Linked DNA regions of Homo sapiens: region 2 is linked to region 1. A link is a loop called in an ENCODE intact Hi-C map of the cell type or tissue named here. Cell type or tissue: natural killer cell. All regions are shown on one strand. Each heading gives the region's core, and the rest is flanking DNA. Links, peaks and the distances in the headings are about the cores only.

Region 1 (9,697 bases), core at 2,761-7,760:
GTATATGCTTAATGAATAGATAGAAATGATCTGAAATTTTCTTGGACACAGTGTTTATACTCAGACATATAATTCTAAATGCTTGTAAAAAGTGCACTAATGCTTTAAACATGATTTGTTTTTATCTTTCTTTAAAAAAATCATACTAAGCTGATGTTTAAATGATTTTGAGAAAGCAATAATCCATGCGTTAATTTACCTGCCTTTATTCTCATAGCTAATGAACTGTCTTCTGCCTCTATCTCCCTTCACTTTTCCCAAATTATCAGTAAATATGGAGTTAAACCGAAGTTTTAATGTATTTGTAAGCAATTATTTCTAATTATTTCCCCTTGCATATTATTATATCCTTTCAAAAATTTCCACATCATATGTCAAATCAAAGTACTAATAAGTATATACTTACAAGGTATATATGATGCCATGGTTATAAGAAGAAAATAATAGTAGTCAAAAGAGACATTGTATTTGTTAGGAAGTCTTATTGAAAACATTCCTGTTTTCTTCACATGCGGCAAGGCAGCGTATATTGTAAGAAGTTCACCAGCAACTCCAACAGGATATAAGATGATAAAAAAATTATATCTGGAGAAAGAAAAACCTCAGAGAATTATTTTTCTACAATAATTATTAGACTTTACATTGCAGGTCTATTGCTACTACTAAATTTAAACTTCAAAATTCTCTTTTCTTTACATATTTACAATAACCTTACGTAAGGTTAATAGTTCTACTTTAATCATTTGCTTATTGATTATCATCCTTTTTTTCCTAATACCAGTTTCCATAATAGGCAATGTCTTTTTAATAAAATAGTATCAACTTATTTTAGAGTACCAAAATACTTTTATGTATTAAAAAATGTATATGTAGTTTTTCTTGTTTTTGTTTTGAGATGGAGTTCGCTCTTGTCACCAGGCTGGAGTGCAGCGGCACAGTCTTGGCTCACTGCAACCTCCACCTCCTGGGTTCAAGTAATTCTCCTGCCTCAGCCTCCCAAGTAGCTGGGATTACAGGTGTGTGCCACCATACCCAGCTAATTTTTGGTGTTTTTTTTTTTTGTTTTTTGTTTTTTTTTGAGATGGAGTCTTACTCTGTCGCCTAGACTGGAGTGCAGTGGCACAATCTTGGGTCACTGCAACCTCCACCTCCCGGGTTCAAGCAATTCTCCTGCCTCAGCCTCCTGGGTAGCTGGGACTACAGGCGCCCGCCACCACGCCCGGTTAATTTTTGTATTTTTAGTAGAGACAGGGTTTCACCATGTTGGTCAGGCTGGTCTTGAACTCCTGCCTTCAGGTGATCCACCCGCCTCAGCCTCCCAAAGTGCTGGGATTACAGACATGAGCCACCATGCCCGGCCTATGTAGCTTTAAAAAAAGTATTGTAATGGTAACTTCTTTGGTGCATAAAATCACAAATGACTGCTTTTGTCCGCGGCAGCTAGTAATTTATTGATCAAACACTGCGTTTAAAAAGACCAGTGATTATCCTAAATTTTATATCTAAACCTTGAAATTACCAAGGTAGTTATTTTTAAGAGGCATTTGAAAAAGTCTTTGTGGTTACTAATGAAAACCAATTATTGCAGAAAACTGATAATACCACCTGAAGCATGAGTAGCTACTAATGAGTATATTATATTGTCTAAAACTGCTACCGTAACAAAATAAATTGACAAGTTAGTTCCTGAATTCCCACATTAAAAGAAGAGTGAGCTTGTTTAAAGTAGAGTTAAGAAAGTTCTACTCTAAATCCAAAGTCATCATGTGTTCATTTGGTCTGTGGCAAGGTCTGGAACACACAGTAGGCCAGGCATCCTGTATGCTTCCAATTAGGAAACACTCTGTGTTCTACTGGCTGGTCTCCAATAAGAGGGGCCTAAAGGATCCAAGATGATCATATTTCTTCATTAAAAAAAAAAATCATTTTTCTCTGACTCAGTCACTATATAACAGTTACCACAGAAAACTTAAGAGGCCAGAGTGCAAGACCACTCTGGGCGATATAGTAAGACCCCGTCTCACAAAAAAAAATTTAATGAGCAGACCACAGTGGTGCATGCCTGTCGCCCCAGCTACTTGGGAGGCTAAGGCAGGAGGATTGCTTGAGCCTAGGAGGTCAAGGGGGCAGTGAGCCAAGACCGCACCACTGTACTCCAGCCTGGGTGACACAGCGAGACCCTGTCTCAAAAAAAATAAATTTAATTTAAAAAAAGAAAAATGTTTTTAATTTAAAACAAAAGGTCAACATTTTGATGGAAAAAGAAATCAAATTAATCTGTATTTTATTTAATCATTTTGTTGGCATTAGGAAATATCTATAAAGAAAAGTCAAAGTTGTCAGTATTGAAGAAGCTTGGAGACAAATTAAAAATTGCATTATTCCTGTATGTCAAGGATATGCGAAGATAAGAGATGGGGAGAAGGGCAGAATTATTTGCCAAAATAGATGAGCTATTCAAGAAAGAAGAATGATTCCTTCACTGTACCTGTTAATCCCTTCTTGGCCTTGGAGAAACTCCCTGCTTTCTTACCAGTTTTGGGTAGTTATTTGTGTATCATTTAAATCAATCTTTCCCTATTCCTCAATTTATTAAATCCCATAACTGGACATTTTATATACCTGTCTCAGTAAAATACCCAAACTGATTAAGTTGCAATTTTTACTTTATGTGGTTTTCAAAAGATTTTTTTTTTTTTTGGCAGGATTGTTCTTCAATAGAAGAAAAAATTAACACTCCTACAATAAGCTAGTTGAAAGTCTTAAGGGCAATGAAAATTTCTAATGAAATGGGAACAAATTATATAATTTGACTTTACTTGCACTTCAAAAAGATTGCATGTTACTACTTCTCTAAGTTCTGAGGGCAGTATGGGAGATTTAACTATGGATAGACCACATTAAAAAAAAAGATACAATGCTTCTTTGAAGGTTCCCAATTACTATCTAAAATTTTTTTGAAGGGAGTGCATTTTAAATCAATATGAAAAACCTAACTTAATATATACAATTACCTATTCTGAGGACTTTTCCAAGAACACTTATGACACATAAATAGAATCAAAGTATATTCAAACTGTAACAATAGGCCAAACTACTTATAACTAAGAAGCCATTTCTAAAGTGTAGTTTTATTCGAGAATGACAGCTTCAACATCTGAACATAAATACAAATATTATTTTACCTTACTTAATGGAGTTGGGAAACATATTTAGATGGCTGGGATTTTTAAGATCTTTTTGACATGAAACATAATTATTTATGATTATGATCAACTGACAAAGTATTATGTAACATATGATTTCAAAGCTGAAAGACTGTATAACTTGTTTAACATTAAGGCAATGGATAAACACTTTCTTCTTTTGAGACAGAGTCACGCTGTGTCACCAAGCTGGAGTGCAGTGGTGTGATCTCAGATCACTGCAACCTCCACCTCCTAGTTCAAGCAATTCTCCTGCCTCGGCCTCCCAAGTAGCTGGGATTACAGGCACATGTGGCTAATTTTTTAATTTTTTAGTAGAGATGGGGTTTCACCATGTTGGCCAGGCTGATCTGGAACTCCTGACCTCAAGTGATCCGCCCACCTTGGCCTCCCAAAGTGTTGGGATTACAGGCATGAGCCACCACGCCCAGCCTGCAATGGATAAACACTTTCTAAACAGCAAATTTAAACATACGATGGCAGAGTTTTTATCTTTTCCAGACACTCAAGACATGCAAATGCATTCCAAAAGACAGACACACAAAGCCATCAAGTCTAATGTGCCAACCTCAGGAAAATATGCAATGTACATTCTGCTATCCTCTTCAGACAAATTTTGTAAATTCAGCACATGAAAAGAGACTATATGGTAAGTTAGTATTTTCAAAGGTGCCAGAGGTCCAGAACATTGTCATGCGAAATGATATTGATGTGTTCTAGGATTAGAGTCCAGCTACATTCAAAACTGCCAACCTTTAAAAAGCTCAGTCACTAAAGGTAAACACATTTTCATGTACAGTAAGATTAAAACCAACCAAATCCATATAAATGGTAGTACAACCTTCTTATGACAGACAAGACACTTAAGCTCAAATTATAATTTCAAAGTATCTCATCATATACAAAGTGGTAAGCCGCAAGTGTCTAAAAAAGAGCTAGAGAATATTAAAAAGTCACAAAGAGTATATAACATGGCCAGGCGCAGTGGCTCACACCTGTAATCCTAGCACTTAGGGAGGCCGAGGTGGGTGGATCACTTGAGCTCAGGTGTTCGAGACCAGCCTGGGCAACATGGTAAAACCCCATCTCTACAAAAAATACAAAAATTAGCCAGGTGTGGTGGCCTGCACCTGTACTCCCAGCTACTTGGGAGGCTGAGGCAGGAGAATCGCTTGAGCCCAGGTGGTGGATATTGAAGTGAGCCGAGATCGTGCCACTATCCTCCAGCCTGGGTGACAGAATGAGACCCTGTCTCAAAAAAAAAAAAAAAAAAAAGAGAAAAAAACCCATAAAACACAATTAACAGTGGTTATCCTTGGTTAGAGAGATTATAAGTAATTTAAAAGTGGTTTTCCTTCTTTTTGGTTTATATATTCTCATTTATTATATTTGAACATGTATAATACTTGGGATTAAAAAATAGTAATTGACCAGGCATGGTGGCTCACACCTATAATCCCAGCATTTATCACCACCTGACATATCACATATTATTAGTTTATGTTTTGTCTTCATCATAAGACAGAGAATTTGTTTTGTTCATACCTACATCTCAGGCATGCAGTAGGCACACACCATTTGTCATTGTTATTGCTACCATAAAGTACAATACAAAGAATAAAATGAACAAGTCTATACTGATTTGTGACTTGTTCTCCAAAGAGCAGTTTTGCTTTTATAATAACTTTCTAAAACGTCAATTGCTCAAAGAATTCAAACTTCAAGAAGAACAGATATCTTTTCCTTTAAAAACTGTTGCTTTAGGATATATTTGGAGCCCTTCAAATATAAATTTTATCCACATTCCAAATAATACAATTTTAAGTAAGTGTGACTTTTAAAAATGTCTCTGCAACTTAAAGCAAAGAAAAAAACCAATCGCATTGTGTAAATGGTATAAATTGTGGCTGCTAGATTGACTATTAAAATAATTTACATCACAGACAAAAAAAAAACATATTTTTGGTACTGCTTATGTAAGCTAATTCCAAAAATGTATATTGTGCTTTCCAAAAAAAAATGAATGACTAATTCTGAGGTTAAGGATACCACAATTTGTCTCACATTGATTTCACTCAAAATATTTATTAATACGATTCCTCTCTCATCATTAAGCTTTTAGAATACAAATCATAACTTGTATAATTATTAGTTATACCAGTTATACCTCCTATAACAGCATTCTGGCATCGTGGGGCTGAAACACGAATTTTAATTCTCTGGCGTTAGCACACAAAATAAGCATGCACAGGACAAGGAGAAACTAAACTGCAAGATATCGCCACCTGGCCCATTTAATGAAGTATGGCAAGTGGTCAAGAAGGCTGAATGTGTAGAAGGAATAGCGAGTGATCTCTGTCACAGTCCACGCGACCAGAAAAAGCACCACACTCTCTTCATTCTGGATCTGCAGAATTACAGAGAAACCCAGTGTCATTCAACCTAGAACTTACTTTTCAGTGAAGGTACTTACTTTACTTATTTATTGCCTTTTATTTATAATGGAATGTTAGGGTTAGGCAAATGCAATATAGAAAACTTAATGCAGTCACCATTAACATAATTAATTATAAACGTGGAACTTAAACGTATCTTATGCACAGGAATAGTTGAGCATAGACTCGTTTTTCTTCCCTCGTCCTTCACTTCAGGAAATAACGCTATCATCAGAGGACAATGTTACCTTGCTGAAACCAAAATCTGACCCTCCTACTTCTAGTAATCATTGAATCACACCTGTTCTACTGTAGGACCAACGCTTGAATTGCTCACTCATCTTTGGCCCTTTTACTACTATTTTAATTCAGGGGTTTATCATCTCTCATCTTGACTACTGTAACTGTTTCCTAAATAGTCTTTCCTCCCTTTATTGTCCTCATGAATGCAAGTTGTCTTTTAAAAAGAAGTCAAAGAAGCAAATACATAAAAAACAAATTGGAATCAGCTAAGTCCTGTGATTTAAAAGTTTCACTGGTCCCACACTTCTTAACAGAATAAAAGGATGAGCCCTAATACCTGGGCACCATATTCAAGGTTCTTTGCAATCCTTGCTCGGAAATCTCTCCAACTTCATCTACAATTATTCAACCCTTCTACCTACTTCTCTCTCTGGTGACACTAGATGTTGTTATTTCCAGAATATGCTCTGAACTTGTGCAATTTAACACATGCTATTCACTCTCACTGGAATGTTACTCTCTTATTCCATAAAAAATCTTTTCCTATCTTTCAAGATTCAGCTAAAACATCTCGCCCTCTAGAAAACTGACTCCAACCCTCTCCTCTCACCCTGAGCAGTTATTTGCTCACCACCTTTATTTATTTATTTATTTAGCTTATTTATTTATTTATGTGAGACGGAGTCTTGCTGTGTCACCCGGGCTGGAGTGCAGTGGCATGATCTCGGCTCACTGCAACCTCCACGTCCTAGGTTCAAATGAGTCTCATGCCTCAGCCTCCGGAGTAGCTGGGATTACATGCCCTGCTAATTTTTGTATTTTTAGTAGAGACGGGGTTTCACCGTGTTGGCCAGGCTGGTCTCGAATTCCTGATCTCATGTAATCTGCTTGCCTCAGCCTCCCAAAGTGCTAGGATTACAGGCATGAGCCACCATGCCCAGCCCAGCACCCTTCTTCTACTGTACTTTGTTCATATCTGTGTTGTGGCATTTGCCAATCTGTACTAAGAGTTGTCTGGCTAACTCTTGTACATGTCAGCATTCAACATCTGTATCCCTCCTTAAGGGAAGCCTTCTTGCACTCCCTACGTCAGACTAAGTCCTTAGGTATACTGCAACGCATACCGAGCTCTTGCTTCAAAGCACTTAACACGTATATGATTAAATATTTGTTTAGCTTCTCTCCCAAGTATAGGCTCCACCAGGCGAGAACCATGTTTGTTTTATCAACAGCCATATCCCAGCACACTGCCGGGCACAGATGAGGTGCATGATTAGCATTGTGCGTGATTTAACGTTAAGTGTACCCCACTTCCCAACAGCCAGTACACTGGACAGCTGGGATTGCCTTGTTCTTTTTTTTTTTTTTTGAGACAGAATCTCGCTCTGTCACCCAGGCTGGAGTGCAGTGATGCGATCTCAGCTCACTGCAACCTCTGCCTCTTGGGTTCAAGTGATTCTTCTGCCTCAGCCTCCCGAGTAGCTGGGACTACAGGTGCGCACCACCACACCTGGCTAATTTTTGAATTTTTAGTAGAGACAGGGTTTCACCATGTTGGCCAGGCTGGTCTCGAACTCCTGACCTCAAGTGATCCACCTGCCTCAGCCTCCCAAAGTGCTGGGATTATAGGCGTGAGCCACCCCACCCGCCCACCTTATTCATTTCTGTAAATCCAGAAATTTGCACAGCACCAGGTGTAGAGAACGCATTCAATAATATTGGTTGAATTAATTAACGAGTGCTGAATAGGTACCAGTGGGAAACTATCGTCAGCAAAAAATAAATAGGAATATTAAGGCAGAGATCCTCTGGAGGATAAACGGGGCAGACGGGTCCTGTTTTATTTTTGGAACTCGCGACTCTCAAGCTTCCCTTTACCTCCATCTCTCTAGTTAATGTCTAGTTAATGTTGTCTTTCTTCTTCATTCTTCAGACTCATGGTGGTCCTAACTCAGCTATTATATTCCCTCACTGCCTGGAAGAGTCTGTCTTCTAGTCTGTTAATGCTGTCCTCCTGCTTTTAAACTAGTAGGCAAAGTTAATTAATAGTTTGCCTCTCCCATTGCATGTGCTCACTGCTATCTGCACTATCTGCATGGCAGTCGCTGTTTAGGGTGCAGGTAAATCATGCAAGTTGAGTGAAAGATACTAGTCAAGAGGGATAAAGTATAAAGAGCAGGAGGTCAGTGAGCTGTCCCCATGCAGACAGGGGGCCAGTGAAGCTAAGAGGAACAGAGAAGAGGTCAGGTGTCAGTCCCCAAGCATCTAAGAAAGGCATGTGAGAAATGGAAAGGAGGCCAGAGATCTGTCCTCGAGTAGACAGGAGGCTCTAAAGGCTGTCAAGAAGGTCAGAAGGGTTGACATAGGAAATGTTCCTGTCATGGGTTTAATTTTTTTTTTTTTTTGAGATGGAGCCTCACTCTGTCACCCAAACTGGAGTGCAGTGGTGCGATCTCAGCTCACTGCACCCTCCACCTCCCAGGTTCAAGCAATTCTCCTGCCTCAGCCTCCCGTGTAGCTGGGATGGCAGGCGCCCGCCACCACATCTGGCTGATTTTTGTATTTTTGGTAGAGATGAGGTTTCACCACGTTAGCCAGGCTGGTCGCGAACTCCTGACCCTCAGGTGGTTCACCCACCTTGGCCTCCCAAAGTGCTGGGATTACAGGCTTGTGCCACCTCGCCCGGCCCTGTCATGGGTTTAAAATGCCCAATATCTTGACATAGCAGCATGGTGTCTATCTCGCCTGAAAGGTTTGAATCATTAATTAGATTCAATAATTAGGTCTGTCTCCTGTCATGCCTCAATAAAAATTGTTTATTTTTCCTAAAGCTCCTTAGCAATTTTTTGACAATTATTTTTAATTGAAAATTTAAATTGCATATATTTATGGTGTACAACATGATGTTCTGAAATATGTACGCATTGTGAAATGGCTAAATCAAGCTAACGAACCTATGTATTACCTTATGTACTTATTTATTTGTGGTAAGATCACTATTCTCTTAGCAATTTTCAAATATACAATACATTGCTATTAACTATAGTCACTACGTTGCATAATAGATCTCTTGAACTTAATTCCTCCTAACTAAAATTTTTATCCTTTGACCCCTTCTAACTTTCAGTCTTTTCCGTTTGTTCAGATCTACAGAACTGCATTTACTTTTTATGTCTGTTGCTGTAATACTCAATGCTAAATAAGATATAATTTTTTTTTTTTTCAGACGGAGTCTCGCTCTGTCGCCCAGGCTGGAGTGCAGTGGCACAATCTCAGCTCAATGCAACCTTTGCCTCTCGGGTTCAAGCGATTCTTCTGCCTCGGCCTCCTGAGTAGCTGGGATTCCAGGTGCTCGCCCCCACGCCTGGTTAATTTTTGTATTTTTAGTAGGAACAGGGTTTCACCATGTTGGCCAGGCTGGTCTCAAACTCCTGACCTCAGGTGATCCACCCGCCTTGGCCTCCCAAAGTGCTGGGATTACAGGTGTGGGCCACTGCGGCTGGCCAGAAATAATAAATTGTATACTGACAACTTCGATTACATAATCAAAGAGGACAACTTGGATTGAAAAGAAACTTCTATAGAAAAGAACATTTTCTGCAGGTTATTTGACAGAACCTGAATACTGATTTCAAAAACTGGAAAATATCAAAGGAGAATATATTACGGATCTAAGATGCCAATATTTGGGTTTGTTTGTGTATCAAAGTCATTCTGCTAAGGCACTAAGTCAATGCACAACATCTAAAACTCAAACCCAACTCCTTTTTGTCCAACACTTCCACCTCCTGAAATATACAAATGTTAATATTT
Region 2 (9,697 bases), core at 2,018-7,017, 190 kb before region 1:
TTGCTGACAACATATTTGAATCAAATAAACAAATTACAGTGATCAAGAGGATAAACTTTAAAGGCAAGTGGACAATCACTCAAATTCCTGCTCTGATACATACTAGATGCTTAACCTTAAGAAAGTTATTGGCTGGATGTGGTGGCTCATTCCTGTAATCCCAGCACTTTGGGAGGCCGAGGTGGGCATTTCACAAGGTCAGGAGTTCAAGACCAGCCTGGCCAACATGGCAAAACCCTGTCTCTACTAAAAGTACAAAACTTAGCCGGGCGTGGTAGTGGGTGCCTGTAGTGCCCCCTACTCAGGAGACTGAGGCAGGAGAATTACTTGAATCCAGGAGGTGGAGGTTGCAGTGAGCCACGATCATGCCATCATTGCACTCCAGCCTGGGCAAGAGAGCAAGACTCCATTTCAAAAAAAAAAAAAAAAAAGAAGAAAGTTATTTAGCCCTTCTATGATTTCAGCTTCCTCAGGTGCAAAATGAGAATAATCCTCTCTTTGATGAATTTGATGCAAAATCTGTATGAGACAATGCATAAAAACACTTAGCACAGTCATTGGAGTGGAGACCCTGCTTAATAATCAGTATTCAGCAGTATTTGTTCAAAGAAACCAGAATGTGTCACCTCAAAATATGCCTCTTTGACATAAATGTTTTTTGAGCTAAAGGCAATTAAGAAGCAGACAGAAAAGCTCTCTGCCTTCCTTCTGTTTGCCTAAAAGCAGGGCAGAGAATTGCAAAGACAAAAGGTCTTCTACCCTCCCCCTATTTTGCACCTAAAGCCAGGATGTAAATTCTCCTTTACAACCTTTTATCAGCTCAGCAACAAAGCCAGGAGATTCTGCCAGTGGACTTCACTCCCTTCATTTCCCATAAATTTGCCTTCCCACATTTTCCCACTTCTAGGATCCTGGGACAGCTTCCCCTTTGTCTTGTCACTTCTCTGAGCTGTATTGTTCTTTGTCGAATATACGACATAAGCCAGACTCTTAAAGCCACTGCTTTGAGTTACTTTTCTCCCACGGGATGTGCACTGCATGCATTAATATACTTGCTTGTTTTTCTCTTGTTAATCTGTCTTTTCTTGTGAGTCTGTCCCAACTACAAACGTATGAGGGTTGAGGAAGAGTTACTTTTTTCTCCCATTCATAGTCTATACAGCGGCGGTTGTTACTGTCTTGGCAGGCCTCTTAAGGCAGCACTTCTTCAACTGCAGTGTGCCCATGAATCACCTGAGAAATGTGTTAAAATGCAGATTCTGGTTGAGTAGATCCAGGGTAGGCCCTAATATTCTACATTTCTGAAACCGAGGGCTAATCTTTTTTTTTTTTTTTTTTTTGAGATGGAATTTTGTTCTTGTTGCCCAGGCTGGAGTGCAACGGTGCAATCTCAGCTCACCAAAACCTCCGCCTCCCGTGTTCAAGTGATTCTCCCCCATCAGCCTCCCAAGTAGCTGGGATTACAGGCATGTGCCACCACACCTGGCTAATTTTTATTTTTAGTAGATATGGTGTTTCTCCATGTTGGCCAGGCTGCCTTGAACTCCTGACCTCAGGTGATCTGCCTGCCTTGGCCTCTCAAAGTGTTGGCATTACAGGTGTGAACCACCACGTCCGGCTACTGAGGGCTAATCTTTTAAGTTGCTTGCACCTTGTTGATTTTTGCTGCTTGTTGATTTTTTAAACCCACATAGCTTAAAGTCAGGCTGCTAAATGCTATAACTTAGCCTTCACTAGCTTCCCTATAAATAACACTCTGACATATATGTCACCATAGTAACAATTGCTTAAGTTGTCTTTCAGGAACTTGGGGCGGCCCCTGTCCAGTTCAAACCAGCTGAGACCACCAACCCTCTGAATGCACCTGCATGGATGTCGGAAAAGTGACACTTGCCATCAGAGGGCCAAAACTCCACCCTCAGATCATGTTAACACTGCTATTTTCTGACCATGTGTCCTAAGAAGAGCCGTGAGCCCAGACTGCACTTGCTCAGATCACCAGTTACCTCACTTCTCCCCACCCTCAATCACCTTTCCCCACCTTAGACCATCCTAATTCTTTACTCCATAAATATCCCTAAGCATTATCCTTGAGGAGGTAGATTTGAGAGCTGTTCTCCCATCTCCTGGCTGGGTTGCCCTGTGAGTAAATCTTTTCTCTTTTGCAAAACCCATTGTCACCATGACTGGCTTACTGTGTGCAGGCAGAATGAACCTGGTTTGGTGTCATATCTACGAGCTCCCAGACAATGCCAGTCCCACTGGACTAAGGGTCTCACTTTGAGTAACAAGTTCTTAAAAGTCTCCTGGATCAAGTTCTTCTGCCCTGACCGTCTTTTTCATAATAGTCTAGAGCAAGACTTCACACACAAGAAATGTTGGACTGTCTCATAGGCAGAAGGGTTTGTGGGAAAAGCAGTGAGTCCATTTGAAAGCTACAAAAGTAAAGTGAGCTCTCATCATGTCACCAATAAGTGTTCTGTTTTTAATTTTCAGATAAAAATCATAATAAAGGAAATAATGGAAGAGGAGACTTATGTTACTGGGGACATCTAACATAATTATTTTCCTGATTCAGTGGCATGGTTCAGTCTTCCAGGAGTTCTGCTACAGAGAAGAGAGTAACCCCCATCCATCATGGCCAAAGCACCCAGTCAGGCTCCGCTCTGGATCCAGCCCGACAAATGCAACCCTTGAATAGGGTTTGTGCAAGCAAACTGGATGACGACCGAAGAAACCCTGTCGCTTCTGAGAAGACACCCAATCCAAGAATGTGAGTTCTGGAAATGTCATTAAATGTCAGTTATATACATGCTTACGTGTCCATATTAGCTATGCAATCACCATCAGCAAGTTCTTTTTCTCAACCAAAAAAAGAAGTAAATTTCTCTGCTAATTAAATATTTCCTCAGGCCAGGCACGGTGGCTCACACCTGTAATCTCAGCAGTTTGGGAGGCCGAGGAGGGTGGATCACTTGAGGTCAGGAGTTCAGGATCAGCCTGGCCAACATGTGAAACCCCGTCTCTACTAGAAAGGCAAAAATTAGCTGGGCATGGGGGCATCTGTAATCTCAGCTACTTGGGAGACTGAGAGAGGAGAATCGCTTGAACCCGGGAGGTGGAGGTTGCAGTGAGCCGCGATGGTGCCACTGCACTCCAGCCTGGGTGACAGAGCGAGATTGTCTCAAAAAAAAAAGATAAAATAAATAAATGAATAAATAAATACATCTTCACTAAAACTCAAATAAGTGAATTTTGAGAGAAGAATTTTATTTTTTATTTTTATTTATTTATTTTTTTTGAGACGGAGTTTCGCTCTTGTTACACAGGCTGGAGGGTGATGGCACAATGTTGGCTCACCACAACCTCTGCCTCTCGGGTTCAAGAGATTCTCCTGCCTCAGCCTCCCAAGTAGCTGGGATTACAGGCATGTGCCACCATGCCTGGCTAATTTTATTTTCTTTCTTTCTTTTTTTTTTTTTTGTATTTTTAGTAGAGATGGGGTTTCTCCATATTGGTCAGGCTGGTCTCAAACTCCCAACCTCAGGTGATCTGCCTGCCTTGGCCTCCCAAAGTGTTGGGATTACAGGCGTGAGCCACAGCATCCAGCTGAAATAAGAATTTTAATGGGAAAATACCTTATCTGTATTCAGTGTTGACTCCATGCTAATTTGAGTGTTTGAGATGGCTATTAGGTGCTGTAACATTAAATAATTTACAAATACTTAAATATTTGAACCATAACTACAGTTTTAAAATAAGTTTACTCATCTAAGAGTGAAGATTCTCTTACAATCTGCAAGTCTATAGCTCAACTTTTACATATTCATGTTTTATATTCATTTTCAGGAAAGCATCAGGTTCAATACCTAGGAACTCCTGTAGAGGGTGTTGTGGAATCTTCTTTAAAAGAACAAAACAAGGCAAAACAAAGTTTAATAGGGTAGAGCAGCCAGGTGTGGTGGGTCATGCCTGTAATCTCAGCAATTTGGGAGGCCAAGGCAGGATCTCAGCAATTTGGGAGGCGAAGGCAGGCAGATCACTTGAGCCTAGGAGTTCAAGACCAGCTTGGGCAACATAGCAAGACCCTGCCTATACCAAAAAAAAAAAGTGAACCTAGGAGTATGAGGCTGCAGTAAGCTGTGGTTGTACCAGTGCACTTTGGGAGGCCAAGGTAGGCGGGTCTTCTGAGATCGAGAGTTTGAGACCAGCCTGACCAACATGGAGAAACCCCGTCTCTACTAAAAGTACAAAATTAGCCGGCATGGTGGTGCATGCCTGTAATCCCAGCTACTCGGGAGGCTGAGGCGGGAGAATTGCTTGAACTCAGGAGGCAGAGGTTGTGGTGAGCCAAGATCGCGCCATTGCACTCCAGCCTGGACAACAAGAGCGAAACTCCATCACAAACAAACAAACAATAAACAAAAACCATAGAGTGATTTCTGGCCAACAGAGCAAGAAAGAAGTGAACCAATGAAAACCGGTCCAAGTCTGGGAGTCAATATGGAAAAGCTGCCTAATTAATGTGGAAGCCCCAGGGAAATGATATACCATGAAAACCTAACACTACAAAAACTAGTTGTCAGACACATGTGAGCAGTGAACAGAATCCTAATATGCTGGTTTAACATTCAAAACTGGAGAGTGTTTGTGTATCTTCTAAAGACTGTTTGGGGTTTATTTGTGGAGTTCAGCTGAGTGTCATCAGAACAAAGATTAGTGCAAAAAATCTTTCAGAAATCATGCCCAAACATTTGCATGCACCTTAAATAAGAAATGAAATAGCAAGAAGAGTATGTCACAATAAAGTATAAATAGCAAGTGATATGTCTCATCGTACTGAGACAGTTTTATAAATGAGGCAAAGGCCTTGTCAAAAAATAATGATGATTTTCAAAATTCTGAAACGCAAAGGAGGAAAACTACTTCATTCAGTTAACAGGAAGCACACAAGAATCTCCCCATCAACCAAGATTTTTTTTTTCTATAACCCACGCTTTGTAAGACAATAATAGCAAAAACTATAAACTAGAATTTGTTGAAAGAACAACTTCTAGAATTTGCCCTTTATGTGCTGTTTTACCATTGTCATGTCTGTCTCTGGTATGACTTCCTCATCTATTAGTAGCCTCCTAATAAATTTGAACAAATGAATGAATGAATAAGAGACAACTAAGCATGAGGTATTGCAAGATGGTAACTCATCCAGGGAAAATTAAAACCTGGAGTGGATCAGATGGAAAAACAAAATAAGACACTAGAAAAAAATCACCAGGAGGGTTTCAAACCAAAAGATCCCCTGGTTAACCTTCAGCTAATTATAAGATTTAATTAACTAGAAAAACTCAATCCTTGTTTATTCTATTTAATTGAGATTTTACCATATTTAAAATGATGTTACTCAAGTGTTCTCATTAATATTTAATGAAAGTGTGAGAGAATTGGCTAACCAAATTTACTGTGCTTAGGTAAACTGTAATTAGGAAGGGTTAGCAGAGCATCCCAAGGGACCTATCAATCACAAAATGAAGCGATACAATTACAGATGAATTTCAACAAGGAAACACACAAAACAGTGATCCTCAAAAAAGATGGAATAAAATTACTTGAATGTGGTAGTCGGTTCTGAGAAATGCAATCAATCACATGTCATTTCAGACAACTCAGAAGGAATAACCCTACCCAACAGACTTGAACTCTTTGTGTGTGTGTGTGTGTGTGTGTCTGTGTGTGTGATAGAATTTCACTCTTGTCGCCCAGGCTGGAGTGCAGTGCGATCTCGGCTCACTGCAACCTCTGCCTCCCAGGTTCAAGCAATTCTTCTGCCTCACCCTCCCTAGTAGCTGAGATTATAGGTGCCCACCACCACACCCGGCTAATTTTGTATTTTTAGTAGAGAAGGGGTTTCACCATGTTGGCCAGGCTGGTCTCGAACTCCTGACCTCAGGTGATCTTCCCACCTGGGCCTCCCAAAGTGCTGGGATTACAGGCATGAGCCACTGCACCTGGCCCAGACTTGAACTCTTGATTGCATGAAAGTGTATTAATCTTCTATCTGCTTATTCCCAATTTCCCAGCTGATAAAATGCCCCACTGTTATTTCACTTAAATTTGGAATAACCTGCATCTAGTTAAGTTGGAGCTACTTTGTCTTGTTGCAGATTTTCTTTTGCTTTGCTGTCTTCATTCTAACTTGGCAGAGCCCAGGTGCTTTGTCTCTATTTGCCTGCAAGACCTCTTTTCCAAGACATGTCAGGTTTCTCTCTAAAGTACCTTCCACCTGGAGGATATCTGTTCTTGTTCTTTAATTCCTGGCCCTATTTCCTATTCATCTGAAAAACTAGGCTTTGTGAGCAGGATCATGCATGGCAATGAGTTCTAATGAGTTTTTAATGTTTCACACTTCATGATGAACATATATTTGCATTTCAGAAAATGCTTTTAAGGAATGTTTTTTTTTTTCTGCCCTCACTCCTAACTCAGTTGCCTTTAAGCAAAACCAAAGAGAGCCATGGCCAGCCTGTTCAAATGGCTGCAATCATTTAAGCCCCTCTCGCTGCACCCTGGCCCCTCTTGCCTCCCTAGCCTGCCCATGCTTGCCCCTGTCTCAACTTCTACCCCCACTCCAGCTGAAGAGATTTGCCATTCTCAGCTTTCACCTTTGGGGATCCCTCTTGACCATGGTTAGCAATTGCTGTGACCATCCTCACATCACAGATTTTTGGGCTTCTGTTTCTTAGGACAATGCCTGCTCTCCCTGCTAGCCTATCCCTCATCCCAGGCCCTCCAACCTCCAGCCACTGCAACTCTAGAGCCACATCCTATCCCATTGACTAACCCAACTGCCAAGCCAAGCCCAATCCCCAGACCTGGAGCTCAGAGAAATTATTAATCCAATCAAAGGCACTAAAGTTGGGATTCTGACTCTGAAGCAGGTACCAAATTTTGGACAGAGAGGGGCTCCTGAAACCATACTATTCCTGCATTAAGTGTCTGGCACTAGGCAGGGGATATGATGTGATCTAACAAGGCCATGCACTGGAATTAACCTGCGTGAGCTCCACTTGGCTGCCCTCTAAAGGTCAATGCATTGTTTGAGCCTAGGGGAGCCAGTCACTGCTACATCAATGGCTGCATCACGGTATCCTTTTTAGGACTAAACCTGCATTTTCCTAATATTCAGGTCTGTAGAAACTTTGACTGCAAGAATTTTACAGGAATGGGTAAATATCTGTAAGTACTTAAAAGTATATATGGTAATATACAATATGATAGAAGAAATAAGACCTAATGTTAGATAGATCAGCAGGGTAATTATAGTTTACAACCATCTTTTGTACAATTCAAAATAGCTACAAGAGAAAAAGGTGAGTGTTTTTAGCATAAAGAAAAGACAAATACTTAATGGATATCCCAAGTATACTGATTTGATATTTACAAATTATACAAATGTATTAAATTGTCATGTGTACTCCAAAACTATGTACATTATTATGCATCAATTAACAAAAGATAAAAGTATGTATGAATCAGTAAGTACTTCTAAGGACCTGTAAATCCATATAAGTGCACATTAGTATAAGAGAACTAAGGAGAATTTGAGATCAGTGTTTACACAGTGCTAGCATTTTGTTATCTAAAACACCTCTTTTTCAACTCTATCAAAGATTGAATGCATTTTTTAATTCAAGGAATATAATATTCAGGATGATTATTTTTATTACAGCTGTGGGCTTTTTCCTTGGGCATTGAACGCTTCCATTTAGTTCAACTACTTATTATCTTTTCTTCTCCTCTTCTTTTTTTTTTTTGCTTAACTTTCTATTTCTTTCCCAGTAATAACATATATTTTCTCAACTTCTTAAATCTCTTTATTAGATACAGTCGAATGTAATTTGGAATTTACGAGTCTTATCACATTCTCATTCTGCTTGAGCAATTCAAGATATAAGAAAAACAGACTGTCTACATTTCTTCAGAGTTCCTCCAACTATTGGCTTAAAATTCCTGAAATTAAAATTATAGTTCTTTGACATCGCTTCTGTCTAATCATTGCTGATACCTGGAAAACACCAAATGGCTTACTTACACAGTGTCCCACTCTGAAATTTCTCACATAAAGGATTGTCTTACACAGAAATACTGACCATTTTGACAAGGGAATGGCCCTAGAATTGGGCCAGAGCTAAAAATAAGCAGAATAAACAATTTTGATATTCTTCTTCAATGGTCATAAATCTAGTTAGCATGTTATCATTTACATATTATGATTTTGTTCATGATAGTTGTAGTAGAATGGCCTAAAGAAATCAAGATCTGTTTTATCTTCTACATTACTTTAGTTACTGTAAGACTGATAACTCACATTGTCGTTTACCAAGTATTTCCATTTGTTCCTTGGAATAATCCTGTGAAGTGGGTATTTTTTATCACTAGTTTCATATAATGAATATATTACTGTTAATGTCAATACATTCTATTTATCCAGCTCACTTATTCTAGTATTCTCTCTGCAGTGATTCTTTAATCTCATTGAGAAGCCCCCATGCCCAATACACGCCTCCTATCTTCATACACGCCTCCTATCTTCATTTCCCTCCTTCCCCAACTCACACCCTTGAAAACATTCTTATCTCTCTTGTTTCTTTTTCTGTTGTCCTTGACTGGCAAATTTGGAGGCATGGATGTACCCAACTCTTTGCCATTTGGGGCTACCCCCAACTAGCCAAATACTGCTAGAGAAACTCTCCTGAATGATTTCACTCTAAGTTCTATGAACTTCAAATGGGCATTTAAGGATACCTGGCAGTCCTACTATGTTTTCCTAATAAATTTCATTTTCCTCTTTCAAAATTGTTATTTATTCTCCCGTCTCCTCCAACCTCCCATATCCCCACCTCCACACTCACTCTCTGCTGCTGATGACCTCACTTCATACTTTATTGAAAAAAATAGAAGCCTGCAGAGGAGCAACACTTTCATACTGCTCCCACTGTATCTAAAAATCTCTAAGTTTCTGTGCCTGTCTTAGTCAGCTTGGGCTGCCATAACAAAATACCATAAAATGAGTGGCTTAAACAACAGAAATTTTTCATCTCATATTTTGAAGACTCAAAATGTTGGCATCGTTGGTACCTGGTGAGGGCTCTCTTCCTGGCTTGCAGACAGCTGCCTGCTGGCTGGGTCCTCACATTGTCTTTTCTTGGTGCATGCATGAGGGAGAGAGTGCTAGTGTCTCTTCCTCTTCTTATAAAGACACCAGCCCTATCAAATTAAGGGGTAGCTCTATGACCTCATTTAAATAGAATTATCTCCCTAAAGACCTTATCTTCTAATATAGTCACATTTGAGACTGTGGCTTCAACATGAATTTTGGGGAGACAGAATTCAGTCCTTCAGAGTGCCTGTGTTTTTCATCTTACCATATGTTACAACAGAAAAAAATGTCCCTGCTCTCATCAAAAATCAGTAACCCCCAGTATGTTCTGGCTCCTGCCCGTCTCACTTTCTTAACATTACTGACCCCCTCATCTCTTCCTTCTCTTACATAACTAGGGTTATCCTTCTCACAAGCACACAAACACGCTCCTCCCTTGACTCCATAATCCCTCTCCATCTCCCAACTCATTTTTCTACCCCCTGTAAGCACCACTTCTCTAACAAATTATCTAAAATTACTGCTTCCCCTTCCTCAACA

Evidence for each region. Hi-C counts contacts between places; a loop is a spot of excess contacts. Peaks named below come from ENCODE experiments on the same cell type or tissue, not always from the same donor. Only the 100,000 strongest peaks of a DNase experiment are listed, where the experiment ranks them.
Region 2: it touches region 1 in a loop (22-fold over the local background); 13 of 110 quality-filtered maps call a loop at or near these places.

What each region holds. Positions count from the first base shown.
Region 1 is chr10:17,593,799-17,603,495 of GRCh38, forward strand. It overlaps HACD1 (3-hydroxyacyl-CoA dehydratase 1), which reads right to left. Exons shown (of 7, transcript NM_014241.4): 5 at 5,492-5,613; 6 at 407-585. Among named protein-coding and RNA genes, the nearest start is that of HACD1, 19 kb to the right of the region's middle. In natural killer cell, for the core only: a CTCF peak has its summit at 5,520; a DNase peak (open chromatin) is centred at 5,493.
Region 2 is chr10:17,405,472-17,415,168 of GRCh38, forward strand. All of the region lies in intron 2 of ST8SIA6 (ST8 alpha-N-acetyl-neuraminide alpha-2,8-sialyltransferase 6), which reads right to left. ST8SIA6-AS1 (ST8SIA6 antisense RNA 1) reads left to right here. Exons shown (of 3, transcript NR_034129.1): 3 at 2,497-2,815. Among named protein-coding and RNA genes, the nearest start is that of ST8SIA6-AS1, 23 kb to the left of the region's middle. In natural killer cell, for the core only: no CTCF peak of the experiment used is centred there; a DNase peak (open chromatin) is centred at 3,900.